Linked DNA regions of Mus musculus: region 1 is linked to region 2. The links are chromatin loops, found by intact Hi-C in ENCODE. Cell type or tissue: left cerebral cortex. All regions are shown on one strand. Each heading gives the region's core, and the rest is flanking DNA. Links, peaks and the distances in the headings are about the cores only. Region 1 overlaps Gm46149 (a long non-coding RNA gene). Region 2 has its middle 24 kb from the start of Gm25607.

Region 1 (8,339 bases), core at 250-8,249, 94 kb before region 2:
TGTTAGCCACCAGAAAGCTTCACTATTTTCCAGCCTTTATGTAGAGAATTTATGTATGTGAGTTTTTAGAGTTGACAGAAGGTCCGAGAGGAATGTTTAGGTTCTAGGATGAGATGGCATCACAGAATCAAGTCCTCTGTGGTGAAGGCAACAGCTGATGTTATGCAGGTGAAGATGAAGTAACAAGATGACTTCCGTTTAGTTCTAAAGATACATAATCATGACTGAAATGAATGGCTGTATGAACTACTGTGTATTGTGGACAAACAAAATACAAACCAGCAGACAGCACTATATCTGTGTGTATATCTCTATCTCCGTGTATATATCTATATATCATATCATATCTATCTATCTATCTGTCTGTCTGTCTATCTATCTTCTATCTATCTATCTATCTATCTATCTATCTATCTATCTATCTATCTATCTATCTATCATAGCAATGACAAAACCCTATGTGGTGGAGGGAGTGTTCGTTTTCTCACAGCTGTTATAAACAACTACAAGAAACAACTCAAAGGGGAAGAGGCTAATTGTGGTTTAGAGTTCCAGTTCATGATTACTTAGCTCCATTGTTCTCTGGCTAGGATGAAGATGATGATAGAGAACATGTGGAAGAAGTGCTCGTCTCATGGAGTTTGGGAAAGAAAGAGAGGGAGAGAGGAAGTGAGTAGTGCCATTCTCCACACAGGTATGCCATCTATAGCCTGCTTCTGTTGGTAGCCTCTACATGCTAAGCTCTCTACCACCTCCTGTGGGAGCACCAGCATCTGAGGACCAGGCCTTCAACACACAAGCCCTTGTGGGACCTTCCGTACCCACTCTAGCATGGGATCAACAGCACACAACAGTGTGGGGCCTTTCACACTCCCTCACCCCACAGAGTCAACCCAGAGCCCATGCAGGACCTCACAGGTTCACGTTCACACCGAATAAACACCTTGAGCCTGTGAGAACCTTGCACAGCCACTCCAGCACAGAAGACCTGGCTTATGCGTTATGTAAGGACAAGGAAATGGGTGTCCTGACAGTGAATGTGTTTCTTGGGGCCTTAGGGACAGGGAAACCCAGCATGCAGAGGTTCAGCCTAGCTTGGGGCTTTCCCACAACAAACCGTGGTCTGTCACATGGGATGCTTTTGGTGTGCCCTGAGGTGGCTTTAATGAGAAATAAAGTACAGCTCGGGAGGCAGAGGTCCTTGCTTCAGGTCACCCGGAGCATCCGAGACACCTACTTCCCAAGACTCTAGTCCTCTGATGCCTCCGACAGGTTCTGTCCTCTGCAGGGTCTGGTTTGATCAGTATTCATCCCCAAGAAGAAGAGCCACAAGTGTTGGGACAATAAAAACGTGTTTTGTTGTCTTCGTTTCTTGGTAATGCTCTGTAAAAGCAAATGATAATTCTCAAAGGAATATTAAATAAAAGCTATAAAGTAATCTCTGCCGCAGGCTGAGCGTTTGCAGGGAGATTGGCTGTGTGATAGTTGTATTGTTAGAACCAAGAGAACTAAGGAGAGGGAGATGCACAGGATTCATCTCTACTGGAGGCGTCCCCGACCCACCCCCCATATCCACTTTCTCCACTTTGAAGCCTTATGGGCACACTCACTGTATACTATGACAACAACCTCACAACACGAGATGGTTCAACTCACCAGTTTTCGGTTGTAAGCCGGGGTGCAAGCCAAGAGAACTTAGTAGAAACCATGTAGCACATTTTGAATATCTTTTACCAATACTCTCTGGTGATACTGGGCAGTGGGAGGGGGTTGCAGTTCTCTGTCAGCCATGAAGTCAACCAGGGGAAACAATGGCTCTTGTGTACTGTGTCGCCAGGGAGTCTGTTTGCATTTTGTATCTCATGTTTCCAATAAATTACATGCTACATCTCGTTCTTTGTTAGACAATAGGCTTTGTGTTAGGGAATGTTTTAATCCAACTGCAAGCTGGTTTGATGTAAGTGTCCTGAACCTGTTTAAAGGAAGCTCAGCTAAGCTAGACTGTTTGATGGATTCTGTGTCTTACAGTTTCTTTAACTCAGACTGGATTTATTGGGGTTATAAACGCACTGTGAGTTGAGGAGCACCTGTATAACCATTACACACTTACAACGCACATATGCACACATATAAGCGATATAATGACATACTCATTTTATTGAATGGGCTAAGCTCCCATCATTACTTTCAAACACAACCTGTCAGATCTCTTTATTCCCCTCCTGATGTTACCACAAAAGGATTCCATAACTTTCAGTCTCTTGTCAGTTACAATGATCTCATTTTCAGTGTCAAAACGACTCATCAAATCGAAATACGAAATTTAATATTATATTGCATCTCCCTATGTTTTCCAGTTAGGATGGCCCAGATATCTAGGGACCTCTAGTGAGACAGGAGGATGTGATGACTTCTTTCTCTTCCCAGCTGCTACCCTGCTTTCCTAGTGGCTCCTGAATGAACCCCCACCACCTTTTACTGATGGCTCCCTCACATGTAACTGACACTATTTGGAGCAAGATTCCATCGGGAAAACTAGAGCTCTCTTAAGTCCTGTGGCATCCACCTAACACGCCAGAGCTGTACATCCTTGCACCTCTTTAAAAGTGCTAGGACAATGTGCTCAATTTTACCTTATCTCTCCTTGGGCCAGCCAGGTATGCATAATTTCCCAAGCAAGAGTCAATCATGAGTCCCTAGACTATGTCCCAGACTCCCAGAGGAAGTTGTTGGTGTCTGAAAGATTCTCCCCTTTGTAGAGGAATCAACTATTGGCACAATCAATGCTATCACAAACCACCCCCTAAACTCAGCTCCATGTAACTGTGCGCATGTACTCTTATCATCACGGGTTACAGTCTAACCTGCACCACTCGGCCTTGCCAAAGCAGCTTGGCTGAAACTGTGGTTCTTGTTGGCCTTGGCTCTTTACGGCTGGGCTCAGATTTGAGCAGTGCAGCCCCATCTGCTCCACTACTTCTCAACCTTTCTGATGCTGCGACCCTTTAATACAGTTCTGCATGCTGTGGCGACCCCAACCATAACGTTATTTTCATTGCTACTGTACAACTGTAATTTGGCTACTGCTATGAATTTACTGTAATGTAAATATCTCTGTTTGCTAGCAGTCTTAGGTGACCCCTGTGAATCGCTATCCACAGGTTGAGAACCGCAGATCTAGACCAAAGGTAAGAAATGACAGCTACCCCAAGGAAGTAGTGCCTAAGAGATGATGGAAAGATGATATGATGATAAAGGAACACACCTTATACTTCATATTAATGCTAGCTTCTGCTCATACCACACACAGCCTGGGTAAGTCCTATGATTGCATCCAGGCCCAGGGATGCAGTGGTGGGCATGTGCTGTTTGCCACTGGGCTACCGTAAGACATCAAGGGAAAGAACAGCCCTGCAGAAATGGCTTAGGGAGTGAACACTGGCTATCAGAGAACTAGCTGACTACAATCCCACCATCTTGGGGAAGGAGAGGTTTCCAAGCATCCCTTATCTTCAGTCACTTCTCTCCTTCCTGTCTTAAGGCACTCCCACTCTCATTGCAAAGGGACGGAGGAGGCCGGATCTAGTTTGTGTTCAATGACTGCTCCTGGGAATCTTCTTGTGTGTAACTGGCTGCTGGGTTTCAACAGGTGCTGTGTGCTGTGTCCAGCGATTTGCTTGAAAACGAGTGAGTGTCTATGCAGCATCTTCTTTCTGAGCTTTATTCAACCAAATGAAGAGTCCCAAACCAATCCCTACTGTCCGCCTCTCTAACCTTTATATACAATGCTGGATATCTTTCCATGCCAAAATGTATGCCCTTCTCCCATTATTATTTATGACCTTAGAGCATTTAAACTTAGGCTATATCGCCGTTTAACCAAGGCCTTGGGCGGTATTCAGAGAGGTGTGTGCATGTATGTGTGTATGTATGTTTTATTTTTTAAAATAACATCTTACATATGTCTTTACGCACATATACCTAAAAACAAGATTGCTGAAACAACAACAACACATTTATGAAGATTGTAGTAATTTTTTTTCATGGAAGGAAGCCCAATGTAATACTTTCATATACCGTTTCTTTACAACTGCTGTTACAAGAGACATTACTCTTTGTCACCTTCGCAGACTGGCAGTTCTAATGTAAAAATTGGAAGCCCCAGTGATAAATCTGATTTAGACTGAGAGGATAAAGCCAGGAAAAAAAAAACACCACAGTTGCCCACTTCTTTCCCATCCTGTCTCTAAATTTTGCTGCGTACACACTGATGGACGGTGAAAGATTGAAAGGCTGTCTCAAGGCCGCAGGAGAGCACGAGAGTCTGAAGTGCGGGCCTCAGCAGGTGGAGCCTGTCCCCTGAGCCCACCTAACACACAGAGTGCGGCATCGTGAGGACAGCCTTTCAATCAGCAGCCACTTAACGGAGTAGGCAGACTCCAGGCTGTGATTATATCAAGGGCTCCTGAAAATGTCAGGTACACCACGGAACAGAGTACCCACGTTCACTGGTTAGTTGTAGGCAGTAGATAAGCATCCATTTTTATTTTTTGCTATCTCTGCTGTTTGCTTTCCTATCATAAGAACTTAAAAAAAATTCTAACACATATCTTTTCTGATTATTGAATAAATATATTCTCATTTGAAAATGGAAGGGAAGCAAAAAGATACAGGAAAAGATTTGCTCTTAATCTCTCTCCCCACAGGAGCTAAAAGAACAGATGCTTGTGTTCGGCTCTGACATTATACACATACAGCTGGCCCTCTTCACCCGCAGGCTCTGCATCCAAAGACTCAACCAACCGTGTTTCCTGATTTAAATATTTCTGATCTAAAATATTAGATCAGAATACACTGGTACTAAACCGGCATAATTTTTTATTGTCACGATTCCCAAAGCAACACCCATGTTACATAGCATTTATATAGTGTTAGGTGCTGTATGTAATCTAGAGACGGTTTGACATAAACAGGAGGATGTAAGCAGGTTATGTGCAAACACACACAATTTATGTAAGGAACCTGAACACCTGCACGCCTTGGTGTCAGGGAGGGTGGCATGGGCCAGGGAGATGGATGGACCCAGAAACCAATCCACTCATATAATCAGGGAGAACTGCATTGCTGTTGGGTCTGTGGTAACTGTGTACCACCCTCTGGTGGAAAAGATTTGAATTGCAGTTAATCAGGTGCTTAATCACTTGCAAAGGAATGAAAGGAGAAAAAGGAGCTGCAATTTCTTCAGTTTCGCAGTTCCTTTTTTATTTCAAGGAAGAGGCTTCTGGAAACTTCATCAGGGAGCAGAGAGTATAGAAGAAGCACAGGCTTGGTACAGGAGGAGGACTGTCCAGAGGAGGACTGTCCAGAGGAGGACTGTCCAGAGGTGCAGGAGAGGCTTAGGAAGATGTTATCCAACAGAGCTTACTGTTACTGTTGTGTTAGCATTTCCTCTAGGCTCTGTTCAACAGCTACCTAGCAACAGCTTGCATCTCCTCCTGCCAGGTACAAGCCAAGAGCCAGTCATATAAGGACTGCTTCGCATCTCTCTCTCTCTCTCTCTCTCTCTCTCTCTCTCTCTCTCTCTCCCCCCTCTCTTCACCTCTCCCTGATGTATTCCTGGCCAGACTTTTCCTCTCTTCCTTCCCCTCTCTCCTCTCTTTCTGTCCTTCTCTGCCTCCCTCCCTTCTGCCTCTACCCCCTTTCCAGGTTCCCTTCCCTTCCTGCCAGTAAACCTTCTTCATACTAGGTCTGGTGCATGGCGTGGCTGTTCAGGGGAATATCTTGGCTAGGCTCCCTAAAGTACTCCCTCCTGCCTGCATTATACCACACTGTTTTTTATAAAACACAACAGTAGGTGTTCTTCATGTTCTCATTAACTGAAGCTGATCAAGTGGGGCATTTTGATTGCTTGGTGGTGTGGAGGAAAACCAACACAGGTCCCCTCAGATCTGAAAAACAGGCAAAGCTTTTGTTTTTAAAGCACACACACACACACACACACACACACACACACACACACACACACACACATTTGTGTGTGTGCTTGGAGAGAACAAGATAAAAGGAAAAAGAAACCCAAACAAGGAAACCAAGAAACCCTCTTTGTGTTTGAGTTAGGGAGTGTGGTGTTTTATAAAACCATGGCGGAGTAATGTGATGGGAAGGAGCACCTTAGCAGGCTGGCCCAGGTGTCCCCCTGAACAATTGAGCCATACAACAGATCTAAGATAAAGAAGGTTTATTGGCCAGAAGGGAGGGGTACCTGGAGAAGGGGGTATAGGCAGAGAAAGGAGGGAGATAGGAAAGACAGAAAGAGAAAGGAGAGAGAGAGGAAGAGAAGAGGCTGGCCAGGAACAAGGTAGGGGAGAGGGAGAGAGGGAGAGGAGAGGGAGGGAGGGAAGGTATGGTCTTCTTATATGTCTGTCTCCTGGCTCTTACCTGGTGGGCGGAGATGCAAGCTATTGCTAGGTAACTGTTGGGTGGAGCCTAAAGGAAATGCTAACAGTCCTCCAGTTTGGTTTAATTAAAAATGAGGAACTAGAAAGAGGTGATGATGGGGCAGGAGTGGGTCGTCATGTTCTTTAACTGCTTCCTGCTGATTTTGGGGTGATGGTTGTCTTCTGGGAACCTAAGAAAATTGATGAGAGTCCTGGTCAGGTCCCAGGAGAGCTGGCTGGTTTATTGCTGTCCAGGGTTTGTGGGACCATCTATGGCTAGGTAAGTGCAGGCCCAGTAGAAGCATCTGTGCGGGTAGACCAAAGCATATGTGGGCTGCTTCTCTGGAGCTGTCCTGGATGTAGATTCTGAGTAAACACCTGGATTTAGCAAGATGGTGAAATATATACAAATATTAGAGGCAGAAAATAAAGTTATGTGGTGTCTTAGCGTTTTACTGCTGCAAACAGACACCATGACCAATGCAACTCTTATAAGGGAAACATTTAACTGGGGCTGGCTTACAGGTTCAAACGTTCAGTCCATAATCTTCAAGGCAGGAGGAACATGCCAGCATCCAAGCAGGCATAATGCAGGAGGAGCTGGGAGTTCTACACCTTCATCTGAAGGCTGCTAGGAGAATACTGGCTTCCAGGCAGCTAGGATGAGGGTCTTAAAGCCCACACCCACATTGACACAGGTACTCCAACAGGGCCACACCTTCTAATAGTGCTACTCCCTGGGCTGAGTATATACAAAGCATAACATGTGGGTTTGGAAGAAAAACTTTTTCTTAGGTGTGCATCTGAAACCCTTAGGCCCATGGTTTTAGAGGTTGTGCAAAGGGGGGGTGTGTGTGTCCCCAAACCAAGGAACTTGGGAGGAATCCTACCCTCTTGAATAGGCAACAGTTGGGGAACTTAGGCTATTGATTGACAGGGGTACTTACTGGATAGAAGTTTATTTGATCCATGAGAGGTAGATCCTAGTGCATTTCCTGAAGCCTACAAGAATCTTTTTAAGTTTATGAAAGAGATAAGTTTGTTAACAGTATAAACTTAAAGACTGTTTAGTCTTTAAGAAGAGCTCAGATGAGACAAAAACCTTTCGTGGGGTCAGAGGGGCTTTTTGCCTGTATCCAGAAGGCTGAATGTATATAAACTTAGCATAGTAAGAAACATCTTTAAGTCTATATTTAAAAGACAATTAAAGGAAACTTAAAATCTTGAACTTCCAGACCATTAGGTTTAGCATGAGAAACACCTTAAGCCTATGGTTAAAAGACAACCAAAGGAAACTTCAAAGCTTGAACTTGTGATTATGAAAGTGTATCATATAGCAGATCATATAGAGTTAGGCTAATTTATCAGAATCCCATTGATTAAAGTTAGAACTCTAAACTTTTGAAGTCTTAATATAACAGTGGCACAGCAAGGGGAAGAAATCTGAAGATACTTTGTATCTTAAATTATTTTTCAATCACCATCCAAGTGTTTCTTATGTCTTCCAACCTTTATATCTTATAATTACTGGCCTCAAACCTCCTTCCTAGACCCTCAAACATTGTCTTAGATCCTCACCAATGTAAGCTTTTGTATTCTCAGACCTTGCATAAACTTTATGTCTTTCTATACAGTTATTTACCACGAGAGACTGGTGGTTGATCACTGGGAAGCAGTCGCTGAAAACAGGGTTTTCTTTCTTTCTTTCTTTCTTTCTTTCTTTCTTTCTTTCTTTCTTTCTTTCTTTCTTTCTTTTTTTTTTTTTTAGATAAGTGAATAGCAAAAGACTACATCTGAAACGTTTATATCTTATCACGAAGCCTGTAAACCTGTTTGCCTTTATGATAAGAGATCTGGTAGTCTTACCTTGTTAATTAATTGACTAATGATCAAATACAGTGA
Region 2 (8,339 bases), core at 73-8,072:
CCAGGTCTTTGGCATGCCGATTTCTCTTCTTTTTCCTGTCCTCCCAACACCTGATCATCCGCTCCCCATCCCCTCTCATCCCCTCCTTCGATCCACCTCCTATTTTAAAGGTGTATCTTCCAATTCTTCCTTTGGAACAGAGTCTTTGGTTTCTTCTCCTTCATTGGTCCACACAGAGGCAGCTTCTACTCCATCATCTTCTACTCCATCATCTCACTAAAAAGTCATCTGGTTTCATTGTTCTTATTTATTTGATTTTTAAATTTAAGTCTCTGTAAAGGTTTGTAAATTTTATCTTTTGGAAAAACTCTTTGTTACTTGAGGTTCTGTATTTTGTAGTTTCCCCCGATTTTTGGGAGGCTGCTGCTTTCATTTTAATTTTGAAGAATTTTTATTGGCATGAGTTCATTGTATATCACAGCATGCTTCATGAAGCCACCCTAATAGGACATGTGCTTGAATGTATTAACTCCTGTGTATCCTAGCATGTCGACTCTTCCCCACTCCTGCTAGCCTGGTTTCTGAGACAATCCTCCTTGTACTTTTTATATAAAATCATACACATCTAATTTAAGGTGCACATATGAAATAAAACATGTAATATTTATCTTTTGGGGTTTTACTTATTTCATTTAGTATAATGATCTGTGGTTTTTATACATTTTACTGAAAATGAATAATTTTGTTGTTCTTTGTGGCTGAATAAAACTCCATTGCATGTATACACATTTTCTCTATCTTTTGGCAGATACCTAGGCTGAATCTATAAATTGGTTGCTGTTATCATGATGTACAAATAGCCTTATATTGTGCTAATTTAAACTTTGGGGTTATTTTCTTAGGAGCAGTATAGCTGGAGTGTATGGTAATTCTACTTTTCATTTTTCATGATACTTAACATTTATTCTCAAGAGATCATACATGCATACAAGGCATTTTGGTCATATATATCCCTACTTCAATTCTTCTTGGATTTCCCTCTCCACATCCACCTACCAACTTCTTGTTCTTCTTCTTATGACCCATTGAGTCCAACTAGTGCATCTGATGTATACATGGGTATGGGAAAATTCACCAGAGTATGTTTCACTGACCAAAACCCACATTCCTAACAAAACTCTCTTTTTCTAACAGACAATGAACTGTCAGTAACAGCTCCTCAGCTGTTTGAATATGCTTGATCCCGAGAGTGTTACTATTAGGAGGTGTGGCCTTTTTGGAGTAGGTGTGGCCTTGTTGTGTGCCAGTGTGGGGGTGGGCAATGAGATCCTCCTCCTAACCACGTGGGAGCAGTCTTCTGATGAAGATGTGGAACTCTCATTTCCTCCTGTACCATGCCTGCCTAGACGTTGCCATGTTCCCACTGCTTTTATGATAATGGACTGAACCTCTGAACCTGTAAGCCAGCTATGATTAAATGTTGTCCTTATAAGAGTTGCCTTGGTCATGGTGCCTGTTCAAAGCAGTAAACCCAAACTAAGACATCAGCTAAGAGTGGGTTCTCATTTAAGCTGGGAGAGAACCTTCATATGGGGTTGAGATAGTCCCAGGTTCTTTGCTTGAATTTACTGGCATGTTTTTAATCCTTAGTGTTTTGAGTCAATCTTGGCTTTCTTATGCAATAACTTATCACCTACATCTTTTTTTCTTCCTCCAGAGAGACAGTGTTTTTCTGTGTTATGTTGCCTAGAGTTGAGGCATAAAGTTTGCAGTCCTGTGGCCACCAACACTGGGGTGTGGGGTCATATGCAGGATGGAGTGAGCTTGTTTTGGGATCTGTATCAATGATTATCTGGGTTTGTGACCTGCTATCTGACATTAGGGGGTTTCATACTATAGATGTATCTGAAATTCAATCCAGTAAAATCTACAGGGGGAGGAAATGAAAGGGGGGGGGATGATATCTTGTTTTCAGAGTCTGCATCCTTAATGAGGCTTGGAACAACTTTCATAATCAGTCCTGCCCTCAGGGTTCAAAAAAATGCTGAAGAAATCAGAGCTGAAATTTGAGACCCAGTGAGTGAAGGCTCAGTCGTCTGCAGAATTGTTGGTGATGCTTGAGAAAAGGACACAAAGACTTTGCTCACTTCCTATAAAACAAAATCTCACTGAGGATTTACATTGGGAAAAGTGGATGCCTAAGAAGGCACAGGGCTATGTTTCTCAGAGGATTACTAGATCTGTATTCTTCCACCAGTGCTCGGAGTCCAAGCTGTGTCCCTGAGTGTAGCCTTAGGTGGCTGTGTGAGATCACTTGGGGCACTGGAGATGTAGCTTCCAGCTCTGGCCAGTTTCTTAAGTGCTGGAATATGGAACAGCTATTCTTGCCTTCAGCAACCTCATCTAAGAGACAGGAGAGCTTCCTGGACAAGCTTTTCTCACTAAACTTCATACTTCACACTTCTGATTCCCTTCCCATGTCAACAATTCTGTAATGCCACTGTTTACAGAGAGAATTAGGAGGTAATTTAGTCTTTCTGATAACGTGGTTGATCCAAATCTACTTCTTAGAATTGATATTCATAGAAAAGCCAGGCAAATTTTAGAGCTGCTGTCACATTTATAGAATGTTTAATCAAATGTCTTTTGTACACGTCTCATCTAATGACACATATGCTTAAATATTTGTATAAAAAATTACTAAATAAGACACTTCTGGTCTTCTGTGATTTGAGGTATCACTTTTCTGTCTTATTTTCTTAAATATTTCCAAGATATTTTTTAAGTCAAATCAAATAGATATATCCTTAGAAGAATTGGCAGAGACATCTTTTAAAATGCTCAAAATAGACAAAGAAAAAAATAATGGAGATAAAAGGAATGCTTTCAGGGATCTACCCAGACCACACTGAATATGAAGTACAGTATGTTCGATTAAATACCTGTAAAAGATACACATTTAGATAACTGTCAATGTTGGTCAGCAGCTGCCTGCCAGATAGGAGAAAGGACACAGTAGAGCCAACCTCAGCTTGTAAATCCCACAGCACTGCCCCAGAGAACTGGGTTTCTCTACCCACCAATCTGCTTTAATGTTCTAGAAAGAGACAGTCTGTGCCAGGATCCTGCGCCCCTCGACTCCATGTGGAGAAGCGATGCCTCCAAATACCAGTAGTGCAGTTCTACCTTATGCGAACCACAAATAACACTGAGTGCATTTCTATTTTTGTTTTTGCCACTTGGAATCTCTTATAAACCATCTGACTTTAGTTAAGTGAGATTCTGCAGTGTGGAATTTTAGGAATTCTGGCATTGTTTCTATATGCTAATGATTGCTAATCAACATCTCCAACCCTACTTGTCTATGGAATGCAGATTTGAAAGGTAACACTAACCCTTTCAGGGAAAATAATAAAAGTACAAATGGAAGTTGGCGTTTTTTGGAGAGTGGATGGCTGAGATGGAAATGAGCAACAGAGGCTGTGAATGTAAACTTTGAGATGAAAAGAATGAATTCTGAATAATGAAGAAAATGTAGAGTAGGATAAGGACAGCCATGGAACACTGCAGATGGAATCAGTATTTGAGAAGATGCTAGCTAGAACAGTGTGCAGAAGTCAGAGGAGGGAAGAGGCTGGCTCAGGGATGGGAGAGGTGCTCAGCTGCATTCTGAGACCAGCTCCTGGATAGCAAAGATGCTCAGCCTCACCCTGGGACTAGCTCAGGGATGGGAGAGGTGCTCAGCTACACCGTGGCTCTCTCCTTGTCCCATGTTATTCAGTTAGTGGAGCTTATTGTTGTTGTCTGAAGATTTCTAAGGTTTCCCTTTTTATCTTCTCTCTTTGGCATGTTGAATTTAGATTTGTGTTTATCGAGTCCTGTGCTCAGAGCAAGCTTTAATACAAAAGTTCAAGTCTTAAATCCTGGAAAGCATTGTATGTTCATCTCTTCAGACATCGCTCCTCATTCCTTTCCACATTTCTTCCCTCTCTTCCTCTTATTTTTATCACTGTAATTTTATAGTCATTTTCTGGGTTTTTTTCTTCTGAGTGAATTCCATTCTGAGTCCAGTGGAGTAGACTTTACCCATTGAGCTTATTTATTTAACTACCTTTGTATTTCATTTTTAATATTTCTATTTTGGTTTTCATGGTCTACTGTTATTTTGACTTCATTTGATTTTTTTCCCTCCTAACTTCTGTCTCTTTGGTTGATATTCTCTCGGAGGATCCTAGCCAAGTCTCTTTCAAATTTCTCTCAACGTGTGTGTGATTTTAGTTTGATCTGGGATGCATGCATGGCTGGTTATTCGTTGCCTTGTGCTGCTTTCTGTCTTTCATTGTAACATGTTCCTCATGTGATGAGGGAGGAGCTGCCACACTTGCCCATCGCATGAATTTGAAAGCATGGTCACACATGCTGCAGTTAAAACACATTTGACTTTATGTAAAAGGAAATCTAGCAAGTAGCAAAGGACCCATAATGGCATGTCTTTATTTCAAAATTCATTATATTTTTCATTTATATGTGCATTTTGCATGTGGTGTGTGTGTATGTGTGTGTAATAGTATGCTCATGGTGGTCAGGGTCCAATCTGTGAGTGCCAGTGCTCTCCTTCTACAGTGTGGGTCCTGGGGACTGAACTTAGGTTTTTTGTTTTTTGTTTTTTTGTTTTTTGTTTTGTTTTTGTTTTTGTTTTTTGTTTTGTTTTTGTTTTTTGTTTTTGTTTGTTTTTGTTTTTGTTTTTGTTTTTTTGGTTTTTCAAGACAGGGTTTCTCTGTGTAGCCCTGGCTGTCCTGGAACTCACTTTGTAGACCAGGCTGGCCTCGAACTTAGAAATCCGCCTGCCTATGCCTCCCAAGTGCTGGGATTAAAGGCGAACTTAGTTTTTTAGGCTTGGTAACAAGTGCACATTGGGTAATGTTGAGCTATCTCACTGGTCTGGTGTCTCTTTATTTAGAACCAAGAGGCTGATGTCCCAGAACTCATGGAGGAGTCAATGAATGTCAGATACAAGTCAGCATCTGTCCTTTCCCTGTATAGCTGCAAAACTTGTCCTTGCCTGGAAACATCCTAGAGAAGAAGAAAGACATAAGCAGAAAATGGATACCCCTCCCCCCCAAATAATTCATCTCACAGAAGAAACTCTTTTGGGCAGGTGAGATGCTGCAGTGGATGGAAGTGCTTGCCTTGCAAACATGAAGGCCTGAGCTTGTTTCCCACGTGAAGGTCAACAGAGAGGACCAACTCCACCGATTTTCCTCTGACCTCTACTCATGTGCTATGGTGTGCATTCCCCACTCCCAATAGCAATAAATAAAATGTAAAAAGACACTCTTTCCCAGAGCTTTGAGACACAAGTCCCTCAGCAAGTTTTTAACTACTCCCTACCTATGAAGTCAGAGTAAAGTTCACAGATGTCCTGTGCTAACAGAGAGCTTATCAGGACAGGGGTTTCAGCCTGCTCACTAATCCGCATCTCTCTATCACTTCTGTTCCACAGACACAGTCATCTTGAACTTGACCCTGCTATAATGGCCATTTTCTTATACAGTTCATGTGTAGAGAAAGTATCATTGTCCTGTGCTCAGATGGGAGTCAAATGGAACTTCAAATGATGCGCTTACACTGTGACCTTGATTGAAATTCTGTTTCTCTTATAAATTATGGATGCAAGTCGGATAATGAGCTAACTCAAACAACTCAAGAAGATGAAGGGACTTACATGACTTGAAGAGTGTCTCCTGAGTGCTAAGAGGACACCCATCTTTCCCAGCCTGCACAGCTATGGGAAGACAGGTGGAACCCAGAACAAGATGCTGATAACACTCTAGGCCAGTCACACATTCACCTCTGAGTGGGATCCCTGCACACTCAGGTCATTAATTCTTGGTGGACGACTGCCTTGGCAGATTTGGAAGTTCAGACAGACATGCCATATGCATTTCAAAATCAACCTCCAGAGCCAAAATTTGTCTCTTAAGCTTTGTACCAGCCATCTATAGCAGCTGAAAAGCATGCCCATATTTAGCCTGGTTCATTGTTGTGTTAGTGACTGAAATGTGGCTTAATACTTGAAAGGGGTGGTATGGAATGGCCACATCTTGCTCCCATAGAGCCTTTCTGATTGGCAGGTGGAAATGTGGAAACATCCACAGGCATGCAATGGGGTGCAGGCAGTGGAGGCAAGCAGGGAAACCTTTCCTATTCCTCTTCCATGGGTGGCATATTTTACAAAACGTCATGACAGTGAGTACATAATACATTTAGCTGTTGCAACTCTACATTCATCATTAGCTTTCCTCAGTTGGCCAAGTCAAGTTTGGGGTAGAAATGGTGAGGTTCAAAGCTTTCCTTCCTTCCTTCCTTCCTTCCTTCCTTCCTTCCTTCCTTCCTTCCTCCCTTCCTTCCTTCCTTCCTTCTTTCCTTCTTTCCTTCCTTCTTTCCCTTTCCTTTTTTATTGGTTATTTTATTTATTTACATTTCAAATGTTGTCCCCCTTCCCAGTTTCCCTTCTGCAAATTCCCCATCCCATCCTCCTCCCCTTTGCCTCTATGAGGGTGCTCCCTCACTCACCTCCCCAACTCCCACCTCACTACTCTAGCATCCCCTTACCCTGGGGTATCAAGTTTCCACAGGACCAAGGGCTCCATCTCCCTTTGATGCCAGATAAGGGCATCCTCTGCTACATATGTACCTGGACCATAAGTCCCTCCATGTGTATTTTCAAAGCCTTCTTTCAAAGCTATTGTATTTAGTCCATTTTCTACCCTCTAACGGGAAAAAACAATTATGCTATTTATTCACCAGCAGTTTTTCCAAGGATTTAACTCAGTATCTCAAATACTGTATTTCATAATCTTTTCTTTTCTGCTCCTTTTCCAAAGAGAAAACTTTCTATGCATTTCGAGACAGGGTTTCTCTGTATAGCCCTGGCTGTCCTGGAACTCACTTTGTAGATCAGGCTGGCCTGGAACTCAGAAATCCGCCTGCCTCTGCCTCCCGAGTGCTGGGATTAAAGGCGTGCACCACTACACCCGGCTATATTTTCTTTATTTACATTTTAAATGCTATCCTGAAAGTTCCCTATACCCTCCCCCTGCCCTGCTCCCCTACCCACCCACTCCCACTTCTTGGCCCTGGAGTTCCCCTGTACTGGGGCATATGAAGTTTGCAAGACCTAGAGGCCTCTCTTCCCAATGATGGCTGACTAGGCCATCTTCTGCTACATATGCAGCTAGAGACACGAGCTCTGGGGGTACTGGTTAGTTCATATTGTTGTTCCACTTATAGGGTTGCAGACCCCTTCAGCTCCTTGGGTGCTTTCTCTACCTTCTCCATTGGGGACCCTGTGTGAGGATGTTCTTCTTGAGGATGTTAGAAGGTGGCTTTGCATGTGGCTACCTCAGCTGGCATGGCCAGGTTTTTGTCTCCCCAGCTTTTGTTAACTACTGTTCAAGTCAAAAGTTTGGGGCTCTGACAGTTGCAGCTGTCAGATTATGTCCACCTTCCTACATCATGTCCACCATCCCACATCATGTCCACCATCCCACATCATGTCCACCATCCCACATCATGTCCACCACCATCCTATATCATGTCCTCCATCCCACATCATGTCCTCCATCCCACGTCATGTCCACCATCCCATGTCATGTCCACCATCCCACATCATGTCCACCATCCCACATCATGTCCATTATCCCACATCATGTCCACCATCCCACATCATGTCCACTATCCCACGTCATGTCCACTATCCCACATCATGTCCTCCATCCCACATCATGTCCTCCATCCCACATCATGTCCTCTATCCGGTGTCATGTCCACCATCCCACATCATGCCCTCCATCCTACATCATGTCCTCCATCCCACATCATGTCCTCCATCCAGTGTCATGTCCACCATCCCATGGGTGCTGGTCCAGTTTACACAGCTCTGTTGCTTCTGGCTGCTTAGCCTCATCTCAGCCTCTGCCCACTTCCACCTTTATGCTAATGCCAGGCTGTTGGTATGGTTTGGGTCTGATCAACGACTACCTCAGACCTCAAGCTCTGTTTTCGAGTACCACAGGTTTGGAGCATGCCTTATCGCCCCCTCCCCATATCATGTATGGCCCAGCTATCGATATATCTTTCCTTTTGGCAATTTAAGCTCAGAGCCACCAAGGTACTGTCATCTGCTGAAACAACACATTGTCTCTCAGCCTCCACATGTCCCTTGCCCACTTGAAGGAGCTATTATCGTGTGTAGCTTCTCAGTCGCTGCCAAATGGAGGAGGCTGTTGTGCTAATTGCCTGTAAATGATGAAGCTCACAGCAGATGTTGGCAAAAGTAAACCAACAGTTTACTTAGCTTTAAGGCTGTAAGTACCATGGGGTGTAGGAAGAGTCTT

The links. Peaks named below come from ENCODE experiments on the same cell type or tissue, not always from the same donor. Only the 100,000 strongest peaks of a DNase experiment are listed, where the experiment ranks them.
Region 1: it touches region 2 in a loop (2.2-fold over the local background); 2 of 42 quality-filtered maps call a loop at or near these places.

What each region holds. Positions count from the first base shown.
Region 1 is chr9:97,317,905-97,326,243 of GRCm38, forward strand. It overlaps Gm46149 (a long non-coding RNA gene), which reads left to right. Exons shown (of 3, transcript XR_001779354.1): 3 at 591-1,311. Among named protein-coding and RNA genes, the nearest start is that of Gm46149, 11 kb to the left of the region's middle. In left cerebral cortex, for the core only: a CTCF peak has its summit at 5,168 (motif pointing left); a DNase peak (open chromatin) is centred at 5,160.
Region 2 is chr9:97,411,941-97,420,279 of GRCm38, forward strand. No RefSeq gene overlaps it. Among named protein-coding and RNA genes, the nearest start is that of Gm25607, 24 kb to the right of the region's middle. In left cerebral cortex, for the core only: no CTCF peak of the experiment used is centred there; a DNase peak (open chromatin) is centred at 3,216.